2 separate regions of the Homo sapiens genome follow, and region 1 is linked to region 2. A link is an interaction called in ENCODE POLR2A ChIA-PET data of the cell type or tissue named here. Cell type or tissue: A673. All regions are shown on one strand. Links, peaks and the distances in the headings refer to the core of each region. The heading gives the core; the rest is flanking DNA.

The links. Peaks named below come from ENCODE experiments on the same cell type or tissue, not always from the same donor. Only the 100,000 strongest peaks of a DNase experiment are listed, where the experiment ranks them.
Region 1: POLR2A ChIA-PET joins it to region 2 with 10 read pairs; 2 of 35 experiments call an interaction of 5 or more read pairs at or near these places.

The regions. Positions count from the first base shown.
Region 1 is chr7:108,766,572-108,774,911 of GRCh38, reverse strand. No RefSeq gene overlaps it. Among named protein-coding and RNA genes, the nearest start is that of LINC02903, 110 kb to the left of the region's middle. In A673, for the core only: a CTCF peak has its summit at 6,348 (motif pointing left); DNase peaks (open chromatin) are centred at 2,831, 3,401, 3,751 and 6,101; H3K27ac peaks cover 5,204 bases.
Region 2 is chr7:108,621,165-108,629,504 of GRCh38, reverse strand. All of the region lies in intron 3 of LOC105375448 (a long non-coding RNA gene), which reads right to left. Among named protein-coding and RNA genes, the nearest start is that of DNAJB9, 55 kb to the right of the region's middle. In A673, for the core only: no CTCF peak of the experiment used is centred there; no DNase peak of the experiment used is centred there.

The DNA.
Region 1 (8,340 bases), core at 111-8,110, 150 kb before region 2:
ATCATCTACTGTCCAAACTGTAACATTTTACAGAGTGAAAGGGTGGTCTGCTAATACTTATGCCAGGAAAAGTAACTCAAACAAATTAAGTTATATGGTCATCCTATTTAAGGAGCTCATAAGCTGATAAGTAGTATGGTAAAACTATTATTAAAACTCAGAGGACAAGGCAATTAATTTAGGGGAATTGGGAGGCTGCAGGGTAGTGATCCTTAAGAAGTAAGGGTTTCATTGAATCTCAAAGAATTAGTAGGATTCTACCCCTAGCAAGAGAATGAGAAACACACTTCAAGCAAAAGAAACAGCAGAGGCATCCATCAAACCGTCACACATGCCTCTGCTGTTTCTTTTGCTTGAAGTGTGTTTCTCATTCTCTTGCTAGGGTAGAATCCTACTAGTTCTTTGAGATTCAAAACACGGCACATGTATACCTGTAACAAACCTGCAGGTTCTGCACATGTTCCCCAGAACTTAAAGTATAATTTAAAAATAAATAAATGAATAAATAAATACAAGGACATACTTTGTTATCTTCCTCACTATCAAAAGGTTCAAGTCTCAGACTTAACTTTTTAGTTTACAAACAAAAATAAAGACAGGAAATAGTCTTAAAAAAAAAAAGAAAGAAAGAAAAGAAATAGCTCACGCCTGTAATCCCAGCACTTTGGGAGACCACAGCAGGTGGATCACTTGAGGTCAGGAGTTCAAGACCAGCCTGGGCATCATGGTGAAACCCCATCTCTACTACAAATACAAAAAATTAGCTGGGCGTGGTGTGGGCGCCTGTAATCTCAGCGACTTGGGAAGCTGAGGAAGGAGAATCACTTGAACCTGGGAGGCAGAGGTTGCAGTGAGCAGAGATCACACCATTGCACTCCAGCCTGGGTGACAAGAGCAAGACTCCATCTCAAAAAAAAAAAAAAAAGAGAGAGAGAAATAGAAAGAAACAGCAGAAAGCTCATTAAAATATTGGTTGCAATTCTAATATTGCCCATTACAGTAGGAAATAGTAAGGATTTATAAGATAACTACAGTATTTGTCATAGCTCTTACCTTTATGGAAGTTGTAATTTAAAAAAATATAAAAGCAACTTTTTGAAGACAAAAAAATGGATAAGGCTTTCCTCTTAACTGTAGAATACATACACAAGATCTAAATGTGAAAAAAACACTACCAGGACAAACAGAGAGAGAAGGAGAGATGGAAGAAGGAAGGGAGTTGGGAAGGGAAGGAGGGAGGGAGGCAACTTAGCAGCATCATTCAACAGGATTCTTAATTTCCAATAACTTTCAACTGATAGTTTTCTGGATTCAACATAGATTTCAGGATGGAGATACAGAACTTTATTATTTTACAAATTTAAGATCCATATTTTCAGTAGCTGTTGTCTTGTGTGGGTCTGGAGGCACTAACAGAAGACAAAGCTGAGCTGTTTTTTTTTTAACATCATGATATGATGTGTCACTTTCTGGAGGTCAATATTTCGGTGCCTCCCAACTCACGCCAAAGGCTATATATTATATTTGAATAAAATTTACATATGACAACTTCTATTGCAACATCTTTCAACCTTCTCCTAATGCAGTTTTCTTCCAGGTTTAGCAAGCTGGGAAGATTGCCATACTCTCCTTTATTTTCTATTTCTTTGTTAATTTTCAGCATCTTTTGATTTTTCAGCTAAACATCATAGGAATTGGGTCCTTATGTCCAGTATTACTAAATCAGTCATATATACATAGCTACCTAAATTGTATATATTAAGTAAGACAGGCAGATTTTTTGTTTGTTTTGTTTGTTTGTTTGAGACAGAGTTTCACTCTTGTCGTCCAGGCTGGAGTGCAATGGCACGATCTTGGCTCACTGCATCCTCCACCTCCCAGGTTCAAGTGATTCTCCTGCCCCAACCTTCCAAGTAGCTAGGATTACAGGCATGTGCCACCATGCCCAGCTAGTTTTGTATTTTTAGTAGAGATACGGTTTCTCCATGTTGGTCAGGCTGGTCTTGAACTCCCAACCTCAGGTGATCCGCCCACCTCGGCCTCCCAAAGTGCTGGGATTACAGGGACAGGGTTTTAATGTGTGTGATTTTTTTTTTTTTTGGCCACCCACCTCAGAACCACCTGAGTGCTTACTAAAATGCAGACTCCCAGGCCCAGTCTCAAACCATTAAATTGTAAGCTTAGGAGATGGGTTCTGGAAATTTGCATTTTAATAAATTCCATGAAAATTTTTCCACAAGACTCCTGCCATTTAAAAATGAGGTTTGAAATTACTCCCACATTCCATTTGAGCTACCTTAACAACTTGAAGTAAAAAGGCATAATTATCTCAAAAAGAACTAAGGAAATGCTTTCTTGGAGGAAAAAAGGAAAAGATATTTTGGAAAACTAGTATATGGCATCGTCCAGGTTAATAACTCAACTACAGATAGCTCACCCACTGAAACTACTTTTAGAGATCATAAAATGTTATAATTGGAAGGGTCTATAGAAGTCAATTAGTACAACCTTAACTTGACCTCCATATTAAAGCTGAGGAAATCAAAAGCCATGGAGTCTAATTATTATCTGTTACTTTATTTATTTTAAAAAGGGATATTTTGCTTGCTTTTTAAAGAATCATACATATAATGACATTTTTTTAAATACATGCATTTTGCCAGAATAGCTAATCTCATCCATTGAAGGAAGCATAAGTATACCAGGCCTCATTTATTTTGCTATGATTTAATCCAATTATCTAAGCCCCAAACATGAAAAAAATAAATTTATGTAAATAACTGGTTCAGTCTCACAGTTACAAGTAGGTTATGATGTGCCAATCATCCCATGCCCTCAGAAGGCAATAAAGACACAATTTCAAATGTCATGCTTTTGCCTACTGTCAGCCACATGAAGGTTTGTGAATTTTAAACATATTTGTATGCTTAATAAGTACAGATTCTTCTACCCACATTTCATATAACTACATGTACGTTTTGCTCATTTCTCTGTTATGTTGTCAGAATCATCTAACGTGGCTCAAATCACTGAATACCATAAAAAGTGACATTTATTTTCTACAAAAGATGGCCCATAGACATAAACATTTGACCAAAAGCTAACTGGATTTAACCTAAATTGCCTATCATAAATCCACAAAATTCAGTCCTCAGTAAGAGAACAAAAGCAGTTTTTTTTAAATAAGGCATATACCTAATGACATTTGTTCTCTCTGAATAAAATAGGGTTGTTAAATCACCCACTGTTATAATCACTCCAACAACTACTCTCTCCTTGCTCTCAATGCAAGTTCACATTTCACTGAGAAATTAGAAGCAGCCCTAAGGGAATGCCCACAATCTCTGTCTACAGCATAAGCACTTCTGTGCTTACAAACCCTGCCTGCTTCCCACTAAACACAGATGCACTATCCATCCTCCTCTCAGAGGCAAAGCTCTCCACTCTTAGGTAAATCTTAATCGTCTTGCCTTCTCAACAGAAATCTCTCCAATGACTATTTCCCCCACATTTTCAATGCTTTCTCGTTTCCACTAGATTATTCCCATTAGCATTCAAAAATCTATAATGTTCCACATCAAAGAAGAAAGAAGGAAGGAAGGAAGGAAGGAAGGAAGGAAGGAAGGAAGGAAGGAAGGAAGGAAGGAAGGAAGGAAAGGAGGGAGGGAGGGAAGGAGTTCAGAAAAACTTTCCCATACCCGCTTTACTGCTTCTTATGTCATAAAAGCCTTACCTTCTCAAGACTGATCTCCCTTAGACTGGGCTCCCAGAAAATAATTTGTTGTCCTACAGAGTTCCCATAGAAATTGGGGAGCTAGTGCTTATTGTAATAATGAATTCTGGTCAGTCAGAGGCTTGAACCACAGCCCTGCAAGCAGCCAAGGCAGGAATGAAAGGAATCAGACAGGAGTCCAAGTATCCCAGCCATCCCATCACATCGGGAGAGGAGCTGGTGCAGCTTGAAGGCCCCCCAGGCTGATGACAGAGTCCTTCTCCTAGAGTCTGACACTCAGGCCTGCTAGATCTCTGTGCACTGCTCTAAAATGCAATGAGGCCATGGGAGTTCACACTTCTGATACTGGTTCTGTGCCTCTGAGTTTTCTTCCAATAAACATTGTCCCATCAGGCTGGGTGTGTGTGCTATCTGGCCATTCATTCAACATGGCTGAAACAACAATACCATTCCCTGTTTATGGCAAAACTCTTCAAGAGTTATCTATACTTGCTGTGTCTATTTTTTGTCTTCTTCTTCTCCTTTGAACCCGCCCAGAAAGGCTTTGTCTCTGCCATTCTATCGAACAACTCACAGAATTGTCAATAATAACCCCCCATTGCCAACTCCATCTTCCTTTCATTAGACCTATAAAGAGTTTTTGCCTCTGTGCCCCTCCCTCCTTGAACAATTACTTCACTTGGCCTCTGAACACCACTATCTTTTGCTTCTCCTTGTATCTCAGCATCTCATTCCTCTTCAGTCTTCACTGATGATTCCTCCAATCTCTAACCCTTGAAACATACCAGGCCTCAGCTCTCAGAACTTCCCATCTAAACTTACTCCCTAAGTGATCTCTTCTAGTTCCTGACTTTGATGGCTCTAAATACCAATTTTATGCTGATGATTCCCAAATGTTCAGGTCCAGCCATGACCTTTCCCTTGGAAGTAAACACTCATCTCTCCAGTGTCCAAACTTGACATATCCCAAAGTGACCTGCCGAGTTCCCCTACCAAATCTTTACTCCAGCATTGCCCATCTTAGTTGCTCAGGCCCAAAACCTTAAAATCATCTTTGGCCACTAGCTTTTATCTCATGCCCATCATCTATTCCATCAAAAAATTATGTCACCTCTATCTCCAAAATATGATAAAAATCTAATCACTCGTCACACCCTCTATTGCTATCATCCTGATCCAAATCACTCTTGCCCATTGCCTAGATTTGAACTAGCCACCACAGTGTTTACTTCCACTTTGGCCCCATTCCAGTTATTCTGATAGCACCCAAACTAATCCTTTTTAAGGAAAATAACATCAGGTCACTTTTTCTGCTTGTGGCCTTCACTGCCTTCCCATTTCAATCAGAGCAAAAGCCAATGTCTTATTATGGCCTCCAAGGCCCTATAAGGTCTGAATCCTCCCACTTCCTTGCTGACGTCAGCTACTCTCCCAATCACACAGGACTCCTTGCTGTCTCTTAGGCACACTTTTGCCTCAGGACAGCGGCTCTTTCTCCTGCTATGAGCACTCTTTTGGCAAATAACAACATTTGCTTGTTTTCCACTTCCTTAGGTCTCCAAGAAAGGCTTCTACATAAAATGGCTACTAACAATTCATGTACACTGGCAGTTTCCATCCCCCATCACCCTGATCCATTTTTTTCTCCATAATACTTATTGCCATTGAACATATTATACTTTTATTGTCTATTTTATCCACAATAATGCAAGTTATATTACAGCAAGGACTTCATCTGCTTTGCTCACTGCTGCACCCCCAGGACTTAGGACAACACCAGCTATATCATAGGTGCTCATTATATATTTGTTGAATGAATGAATATATATATATGTTAAAATGATGAACAAATTAAACCAGGGATTTTTTAAATATTCAATCACAGTTTGACTAAAATCACATTAATTTTCCAATGAAAAGCCTTTAATAGTCATGCAAAAGGTTGCTCTAAGATGGCTGATTAAACATTTCATTTCCAAAACTAAATTTCTATCCTTGGGTCACTATTTTCAAACAACCTTTCAGCCCTTTTGAAAGAACCCTACATAGATTATTATTTATTCTTTTCATTATTTCATGACATTCTCAAAGATCAAGTAAAAAACACATGTCGAAGCAATTTCTCCCTGTTTCTTCTGATTAAAATCAATACTTTTCCTGCTCTTAACAGCAGTAAAAATCAACACAATAGTTACTGTTAACTCAATAGAATGTCAAGTGATATCTTTGTGTATTGTTACCAGCAGGGATATCAACAGAAGATTACCAACAGCCTATAATCATTGCTGGCTTTATTATCTACAAAATGTCATGTGTGCGTATGGGATTTCACAAAACATCACAGTGAAAACAAGGCTCCTGCCTCAAATAACTTGGAGTTTATTTAGACAAAGAAATAAAGAATAGGGAGGCAAAACTTAAGAGGAAGTCCTGCTGTTGTTGAGAAAAGAATGATTGATCTAAGTGGTTAAGGCAGGATAATAAGTCCCATTCCTATTTCCATGGCTGTGTAGCTTGATTCTGCTATTTGAATTACAAACAGCAGCCATAATCCTGACCGATTATTTTCAAAACACTGCTCCCTGTTGGACATGGAGAAAAAGCTCAGACCATAACCATCAGCAGATACACTGTTAGAAATGCCAAGCAATATAAAGGTGACGTCCCACCAATAGTTGCTAGAAACGTCTTATAATATTTTATTATTTAAAGAAAATTGACCCTTTCCCAAAAAAAAAAAAAACCATGGAAACTATATTGTACTTAGCCTAACAGTGAATTTCTAAGTCTATGTAACTTAAAACATCTAACATAGAATGTTTATAATGAGGGTTGCAAACTAAAATGTTTATAAGGAAAACAATTAAAAAGTGAAGCAGGTAGGAAATGTGTGTATTGGAGAAGGTGGTGATGGGGCATGTGACAAACGTGCTGCATATTCTTCACCTAAAAAGGGCAGCTATTTCTCAAAAAGAGTAGGTTGATGTCACAAGGAAGTACAGGCCCAATGCTGCCAAGCCTTCCAGTTATCTGAAAGAAGACAGAAATCCAAAATGTTTATGTGCAATTTCTAAGGTTTAACTTGTTGCTCAATTAAAATAAAATAATCATTCATTCTCAGCAAATCATCACTCTCAGCAAACTAACACAGGAACAGAAAACCAAACACTACATGTTCTCACTCATAAGTGGGAGTTGAACAATGAGAACATCTGGGCACAGGGAGGGGAACATCATACACCAGGACCTATTGGTGGGTGGGGGGCAAGGGGAGGGATAGCATTAGGAGAAATACCTAATGTAGATGACGGATTGATGGGTGCAGCAAACCACCATGGCATGTATGTACCTATTAACAAACCTGCACATTCTGCACATGTACCCCAGAACTTAAAGTATAATAAAAAAAAAGAAAAATACTAGAATTGTGTATCAGGCACAATAATTGCAACTAAAATTAAATTAACAAAGATATGAGGAAAGCCTAAGGCAGCCAATACCCAGTGCAAAGTGTTCAAAGCAAATGCTCATCAAATAACTTTTTCACATCAGGAAACAATATGGTGGTAATTTGGGAGTTTTAACATGTCCAATAATGTCCTTATTTTGCAATCACACTAGATACTTTGGCTAGACTCAAAATAAATTTGCTTCAAAAAGGGACATGGCTTCTTTCTCAAATATCTATTGTCACTAAGGAGAAACACTATAAGACGAATTATTTCTTTCTTGTAAAATACTTATTTTTTTCTCTAGGAAAGAATTACAAATTTTCACATTGTTAGAATTCAGAAACATCAGCAGTACATGTCTAGTTGAATAATTTTCTTTTTCCTATTGGGTCTTCCTTGGGCCTTTTAAACTAACCTTTATTCACTTCAAGGAAATACTCATCTAGTATTTTACTGATTAATTCTTCCCTTTCATTGTCTCTGTTTTCTTTTCTTGAAATGCATATCATTAATGCGCTAGATCTCGATGTTGTTCTCATACTCACTGTCTCTTTGCCTTTTTGCTTTTTTTCTAGCAGATTTTTCTGACCTTAGCACTTCCAAAACCAAGTCAATTTCACTATACTCATTTTATTATTCAGTAAATCCATTTTTAAAATATGAAAATAATACTTTCAAATTTAAAAAACTCTTTTACTGTTCATGAATTATTTCTTTTCCATTGCCCCTATTCTTCTTTTACAAAATGCAACACTTAGATAAGTCTGACGATATTAATAAAAATACCCATTCACTGCACATCAGCCTGGGCAACATGGTGAGACCATGTCCCTAATATATATATCTATGTGTGTGTGTGTGTGTGTGTGTGTGTGTGTGTGTGTGTGTGTGTATAATCTCCACTTACTCTATTTTCAGCACCCTGAATTATCTCTGCTTCCTTGTGGGTCTCTTGTTCTTTATAGTCATCTTGATATTTCTCTTTTAGGCTGTTGGCGATTATTCGTTTACCATTTACATTTATAAGCAAAGGGCAATGCATAAGTGTTCACATTTGTGCAGGTTTCCCTGCATTGTTTCATTAAGTAACTTCACTAAGCATTGCCCCCAAATGGGAGTCTTGACCATAAGCTCTGTGTAAGTATAGGCGTGTGT
Region 2 (8,340 bases), core at 217-8,216:
GCACCCACCACCATGCCCAGCTAATTTTTGTATTTTTAGTAGAGACGGGGTTTCGCCATGTTGGCCAGGCTGTTCTTGAACTCCTGACCTCCAGTGTACCTCCCACCTTGGCCTCCCAAAGTGCTAGGATTACAAGTACGAGCCACTGTGCCTGGCCAAAATGTTACCTTTAAATTGGAAAACAAACTGAGGACCTCACAGACAAATCAGTGGGCGGGCTGAGAGACAGAAAGTCTAAAAGTGAGATGATGGAAGAAAGAGCATGAGAGAGGTGGACTTTGGAATTTGTGAAATGAATAATCAGAACATTTCTCTCATTAATTATGCTCCATAAAGGTAACAGTACAATATTATTCAGGTGAAAATAGTATCTCTAAGGATGACTATCTGTAATAAATGGATTCCAAATTAATAGAATCTTTTAAATAGTTTTCTAAAACATAGGTTCAGAATAAAAATAGTTGAAGAATAAAGAACGCTGAACCCTGATTAATAGGTTGATTGCATCTGTTCTTATTCTTCTGTATTAGTTCACTGGTCAGAGACTGGCTTACAGCTTCCTGTTAATTGTGACATTAGCAAAATGCCACACTTGCTATTTAAGGAGAGAGAGAAATCCAGACAGCTTTTAGCATATGAGTAATCGGCCATTTAGTGGGCAGTACTAAAGGTTGGATGCGAGGAGGGATGAATTAGGTATCCTTTTAGTAGTGGGTCAAAGGAAAGTAGAAGCTTTAGATATCATTTTCCTTCCTGGGAATATTCTGGAAGTTTTGATTTTAAAAAAAGGTACTTTATATCAAATACAGAGTCATGAGTTCACTGGTTTATTTCTTTTTATTTCTCTTTCTAAGTAAAGCCTTCCTGGAAGATTGCTGCAGCATGTAAGTGTGAAGCCAAGCATTGAATACTCCATCACACCAAATATCATCTCTTTTCCTCTGGAAGGTGTTGAAAGGTTCATTTAATCCAATGACTCAATTGGAACCTTTTACAATGCATTTTATATGACACACGATTTATCTAGGTTTTAAAAATGCATTGGAAGAATACCTTTGTACATTTCAATGATCCTGAGAGAGAGCCTTGGTTACTTTAGATTATATGGATATTGTGCTATGACCTGCCTGCTTAACTGTAAACTTTTATCTCCAATTAACTTCTGCCTATGATCTATTTAAACCCTCAGAGAAGCGGGGAGAGGTAGAGAGTCAGACTGAAGCAAAGGGTGAAACTGCCTTTGGGAAACTGTGACTGAGACAGTGAAAAAGACCTAACTTAACCAACTCCATCTTGCTTCCAACCTCCAAGCCATCCTTATTCGTTCCTGGATGTAGGCTGAACTAACTTTGGGAGAAACTTAGTTTATAATTTATAGTCTAAACAAAGACAGTAACAGCCCTTTCCCAAAGCAGTCATCCTTCTTGCCTGGGAACTAGACTGCCTTTGTAGGACTAACATTAGCCACAAGATTAGAAATTATGGTTTAGGAGTCATGCAGCTAGAGGCTACAAGATTCTGACCCTCCCTAAACTGCTACCAAGATCAGCGCTTGAGATATTTTGCAGACCCTGCACTGATAGATCAGCTGGCACCACCCAGATCAACAAACTGTCTCATTTGATCCTGTGGCCCCAACCCACGAACTGACTCAGCACAAGAAGACAGCTTTGACTACCTATGATTTCATCCCTGACCAATCATCACGCCTGGCTCACTGGCTTCTCCTCACCCACCAAGTTATCCTTAAAAACTCTGCCCCCTGAATGCTCAGGGAGACTGATTTGAGTAATAATAAAACAGAACTAGGGTCTCCCACACAGCCGGCTCTGCATGAGTTACTCTTTCTCTATTGCAATTCCCCTGTCTTGATGAATCAGCTCTGTCTAGGCAGTTGCCAAGGTGAACCCCTTGGGTGGTTATAAATTTGGGGGCTCATCCTGGATTGCCCTTGTGGCTACCCATTCATAGTTCAGTGGCCCCCCCAATCCAGCGATGGATCCAGAAGCCAGCCCAAATGGCTGCCTAATTATCTTGGACTGGGGGCTGACTCTGGTACTCTCTCTACTGGTGGGGTGCTGCCGACCCAATGTGCATAGATTTAATTGCAATGGAGAAATAGTCCTGGGGAGATGTCCCTTAACTGCAGCCCTATCACAGAGTATCTGTCTGTAGCCCCATGGTAGGGTGTAGGGTGTCTGTCTGTAGCCCCATCGTAGGATGTCTGAACTGGTGCGTATCCTAGGCGCTGCCAATGCTTCCTTCCTTCTCCCGACTGGTTTTGTACCCTGTGGTGGGGTATCTGCAGCCCCATTGTGGGGTGTCTGTAGCTCCACCATGGGATATCTGTGTCTGTAGCCTCATTGCAGGGTGTTTGTTCAGTTCCTGGGAGGTCTCGGTTGGCTCTTTCAAACCAGGAAGAGTCCTGGTTTGGTAGACTTCTCCTCAATCAGGAAGATTTTGAGGAGGTTTCTCAGAAGAATAGGCAGATTGTTTCGAAGGGATACTCTTGGAGTTCTTGGTTAGGGATCTAATTTGGAGGGCCTTCTGTCCAACTTGTCTTTGTGTGTGTTTGTATATATGGAAGGGATCTCAGAGGGGCTGCTGATGGAAGTCCAGCAGGCCTAACTCAGAGAACCCTCCTTATTTGTCTGCTCACATTCAATGAGCCATAAAGAAGGCTAAACAGGCCTGTCTCTCAGGGTGACTATCTGCTCTTCCCCTTGCCCAGAAACCCCATTGTGAATTACCGTTCGGAGGTTGCCTGTCCCCACCTGGAGTGGATCAAAGACAACAGGGACCAACGGGAAAAAGTTTGAACTTTGCTAGGCTGATATTGGGTGCTAAACAAGTGACTAATGTTTGTTTTGTTATGTGTATTTTGCTGGTTGGAAAATGTTAATTTGATTCCCCATGCAGCCCATTGGGCAGCATCTTGCAAATTAAGAATCTTGTCTACGTTTCCATAAAATAGTAAAGGGTGATTTTCTCTTGTAAAGTGGATTGAACCCCACAGCTATAGCACAAGCGAGCAGGGACATCAGAAGCCACTCCGTTCTTCTGGAAGCTGCAGAGAAAGGGAATCCAGAAACCTGGCATGCTAGCAGAAAGGGTAAGAAATTCTTACCAGCCAAGTTTCTGTTCTCTCTCTCTTTCTCCTTCTCTTTCTCTGTCTGGGTAAAACAGTAAATAAACTATTGGTCTCCTCTGCAAGAGTTTGATGAATAGAAAAAAGGATTTGTGAGACTAGTCTTAGGCTGCAGCAAATCTGGTGTACTTTGTGCTAAGAATTTGTCTTTCTGTGTTCTGTAATGGAGAAAGGGGTATCACAGGCTAGAACATGGGTTTAGACCCCTATAAGCCTGCTTTTCAAGCCAGCTTGGCAGGCTGGTCATTTACAAACTTTGCTACAGATCCCTGAAACCAATACTGTACGAAATGCCTCTGTCTTGTTTTGTGTCCTTAAGAGCTTAACCTTGTGACCATGTGGGGATACTTTCTTTTGGTTTCCACCATCCAGAGGACAGGAATTTGGGGGTTCATGTCATAGTTAGTCCTAAAAATTTTTCTTGAGCAGTTAAAAGCCTTGCAAGCTTGAAATTGGCTTCTCTAGGCTCCTTCTGGGAAAAGTAATGGAAAACTGCTCAATGCTATATAGCTCAGTAGCTAAGGCTTTATCTTTTGACAGTGGTGGCTTAGGTTCAATTGTTGGCTTCTGGATTGACTCCTTTCTGGTTTGTTATTTGTGTAACTTGGCCATTTATTGAGTTTTTTCCCCCCATAGTTAGCTTCTGATTTCCTCTCTTGAATTTTCCTTTCTCTGAACTACCTTGTGGAGATTCTAAATCTTGTAAAAAAAGAAACTGCTTACCATGTCTTTGAAGCACGTGAGAGGTTACCTTTAGCAAAGTTCAGAAACTAGAAATATTGGCCGCTTGGCATGGCTAAAGTCTGGTAACAAGAGATCTGAAAGGATTTCTTTTTTAAAGAGCACTATCGTTAAAAGTCGGTTTAATTAAAAGTGGATAAACGAGCTATAGGTATACTTAAAAAGCCTTTATGTTTTTCTCTTCTTGGAACTTGTTTTTCTGGAAAAAGGTTTTTTTCTTCTTAGTCGGCTGAATTATTTTTCTCCTTTTTTTTTTTTTTTTTTTTTTTGTCTTGCCACTCTTAATGCACATGAGAGGCCCTAAGATAATTTCTGGTATCCAGGGACTCATTGGGAAAAACAGAGGAAGTGCCAAAAACCCCGTTTTGGGGAAAAAAACCCTCTGTTTTCCTGATGAAATCCCAGGAATTAAAAGCAGATAGATCCCTCTCAAAATCAAAGGCCCTGCTCTGTTTTGCATTGTGTTATCTGATGGTTTTGAGTTTTGAGGGTATCAGAAATTACTTTGCATTATGAGAGAGCTTTGGTGTGTAATAACTAGGTAGGAAATATACTTTAAGGGATGGCTAATAGTTATTATGGAGAGGCACTTGATTCTTTGCACACTTGGATCAGAAAAGCACGCTCTTGGCCACCTGGAAGGAAACATTCCCACCTGCCCAGGGAGATGAGACTCCCATGAGAGATGGGCTGATTACAAAATGGGCTGATTGGCTTTGAGCTGCCTTGCAATGAAACACAGGGTAGAAGCTCTGCACTGTCCTCTCCCACAGTATTTCCCTCTTTTGGGGAGCCAGGATCCAGTATAAAATGACACCCTTAATTTTGGGGATCTGTCTTTGCCTTCAACTGCTTATTTGCTGCTTATTTGACCCTCGAAATGCATGCTTTCCTGGCCCCTTTCCCCCAAGGGCTCCACCCTGAAGCCAGTAATCCAATTAAAAAACTGGCAAATGAAAAATTTTACAAGTGCTGAATCTTCTGTCTGTCCGTGTATTTATATGTGTTGTATGTTTATATATAATAGCTCCGATTAATGGGCTTAGAAAAATAAGCGAGATCAAAGGACAAGGAGGCCAATAAAAGCTGCAAAAAGGAGGAGGATCTTGCCTTTATTCAGCCTCCACTGCACCTGGGTGGGCATGAGCTGGCAGGTTGAACTGATAATAGAAACATGCCAGGTTAGCAAAGCAACACAGAGAAAAGCCTGGCCAGTGCTCCCCAGACTCAACAAACACTGGCTCCATGTGGCCACCGGGATTCAGGATCAGAAGATCCAAACCACAGAGGGGCATTCATTTGCACAAATGAGGACAGAGACAGAAATAAAATCCTAGAGTCAGACAAGGGTATGCACATCAGTTGGAGGAAGGCAGTATCAAAAAGGCAATGAACAGTTGATCCCATAGGAAGAGAGTCAAGGTCAGCAACAAGCGAAGCCAAAGAAACGGTAGCAGACAAGATGTCACCTCCAAAAATGAGCTGTGTCCACAGTGCTTGTAGATCAGGCGCACCCTTTTACCAAAGTGAAGAACTTCCCTTAGTATGCCCACAAGGACGTGATTCCTTCTACCACATCTTATTAATGATGTGGACATTTGAAACATTAAATTCCACAACGATTTAATTGGCACCTGCAGCCCTGAATTACCCTTCTGGAAAGATCATGTCAGTCCCCACTGAATGCTTGTTCTGAATTGCCAAATAGCACTTAGAACTGTGGGACAATGGTCTGCTGCCCTCCACTAAGTCATGTCATGCTTTATTCTTCATGTTGCCCCATGGTCCGCTGCATCCTGACCTCCTGTTTACAATAGACATAAAGAAGATATCCAGCAATTTCAGGTCATAGTTCCTCACCAAAGAGTTAATGATCTGGTTGAGGCTGAAACCTCTACTGTACATTAGAAATACCTGGGGACCTCCTGCAAAACAGCATGTAGGATATAGCCTGGATATGGGTAAATTTTATAAACTCCCCAGAAGAGTCTAATAACCATCCAGGGTTGTAAATGACTGTCCAAATGAAGGCATTACACATAAGCAGCAAACAAATGCAAGGCCACAGACAGCACAAGCACAGTGCACCACAGATCAACGTCAATGCCGTCGCAAGTCAACCATGATAAAGCATGCACAGTCATTTTGTTCTTTGTTTAATAAAATGGCAAACCTGAAAAGCCAAAAATAAACTTAAGTTTACAGTCAATTGGAAAGTAACTGGGTTAAGTCAGTTGGCTTCAGCCTGACTACAGTCCTCCATGAACGGCATTGCTCAGGGACCGTCAGTCAATTCCTTGGCATAGAGGCTAGCTTATGCTGTGGTAACAAACAAACCCAAAATTCCTCAGCAGCTTAAAGCAACAAGTTACTTCTCACTAATGCCTCACATCTGTTACAGTTCAACTGAGGGCTTTGCTTCTTCATCCTTAGTTTAGGACCCATTTCCCAGGAATGTCCCAGATAACAGAGCAGCCATTATCTGGGACATTCCTGGGAAAGAGAGCATGATGTGCCACATGAACATTTTTAAAGATTCTGCTGAGATGTATCACACCTCATTTCTCCTATTTCATTAACCAAAGGAAGTCAGGTGGTCACACCTAACATGAATCCTACTATGTACCAAAACAAAAAGCCGGAAAGGCTTGGTGAACAGAAAAACTGACTACTTAATGCACTAGATAGGTATGGACAAAGCAAAGCAACATAGACAAACCCATCTCTATTGTGTAATTTTTGTATTTCCTAATGATAGCTAAAATGTATATGGACTGCAATAAGGACAGACAAGTACTATTTAAGATTCATAACAACTCTACAGTAGATACCCTTAACATGACCACTTTACAAATGAGTAAACTAAGACTAAAAAGAAGTGAAATAATTTTTCCAAGCTCACAGAGCTCGGAGCAAGCTGTTGAGTTGGGGTTGAGTAGCTCTAGAGCTAGCCTACTGGTAGAGCAGTCCAGTTTGCTCAAGACTAAGAGGTTTCCTGAGGGATTTTCAATGCGAAATCCAAGACCATCCTGAGCATTACAGGTATTAATCACATTACCGTCTTATTGATCAGGTTTATAGTCAATGACAGTGCTTACTGTTTTCCACATCGGAGAAGAGCTCTGAAATCTGCTAATCCCTATGCATAATAACAACACAGCATAATTCATGCCCTCCAGAAAAATCGTTCCAAGTCTCATGTTTTTATTTTGATTTGTGTTTGTTTCTTGGGTTGTTGTAGTGGTGATGATAGTATTAACATATCAGCATCCTATCATGAATATGCCTAAGAATCTCCCACCAAGATATCCTCAGTGTTATGTGTTCATTTAACCCAGGCTTCCAGGGACCACATAGACATTCAGACCAACATTACCGTGGCCTTGGGGATTATCACAATGTGACTGATTCTATCCTAAATATCCCCATTCTGTCCTCTGCTTCCCTGGAAGTTCCAAGTGGCTCACATCCTTCCTTAACAATCATTTCCATTTTTAAACAGCCACTGTCATAGTTGTCAATTCTCCTACAGCTGCCAGAATTGAAGCCTAATGACATAATTCTGTTTATTGACCAGTCCCTACATAACAAGCCACAGGCTGCTGCCGTTACACATTGTTTCATGTCATCCCTGACCAATCAGGTTGGGTTATTAACCTCTGACATACCCAAATAGTTCACTCTACTTTCTGACAAGAGCTTCTCTTCCTTCCCAGATCTAGTGATTGCCTGTTTTCTTGCCTGTATATCTCATGTATGCAGCATGAGAGTAAGACTATGTTTTAAGCCATCATTCTATTCCCAACAATCTCTTTTTCTCCCTTTAGTACAAAGCAGGACACTCTTAGGGGCAGCCCTTCAAGAGGCAGTATTCTAAGAAGCACCCTAACACTGAACCAAACTACCTGACTTCAAATCCTGACTCTGTTACCTACTAGCTATGGAAGCCTGGACAAGTTTCCTCACCTCTTTAAGCAAGCATTTCCTCTTCTGCAAAATAGACGTAATAATAGTACCTACCTCATAGGGTTGTTGTGAAGATTAAATGTGTTACCAAATATAAAGCTTTAAAACATAACCTGGCATCGAACACCAATGTTCTGGTTTGCCTGGGACTTAGGGGCTTCAAGGATGCAGGACTTTCAGTGCTGAAACTAGAAAAGTCACACGCAAAGCAGGTAACTCCACCTGGCACATAGTAAGCAATGTTTCTATGTAAGCTTCTGTTGAAGATGTGGTTGGTGATATACGGAAAGATGGTACCCTCTTTTGAACCGTAACTAGATTATTACATACCTCCAATTTCTGTTTTTTTTCCGAATTATGTCATCTGAGCAAGCAGCAGGCATACATACCTCCTAAACTAAGCACCCAGCTTATGGGCTCCTAAACTAGGCACCCAGCTCATGGGCTCTTTTGTCTTCAAACGTATCATCCTAAGCAGAAGCCCA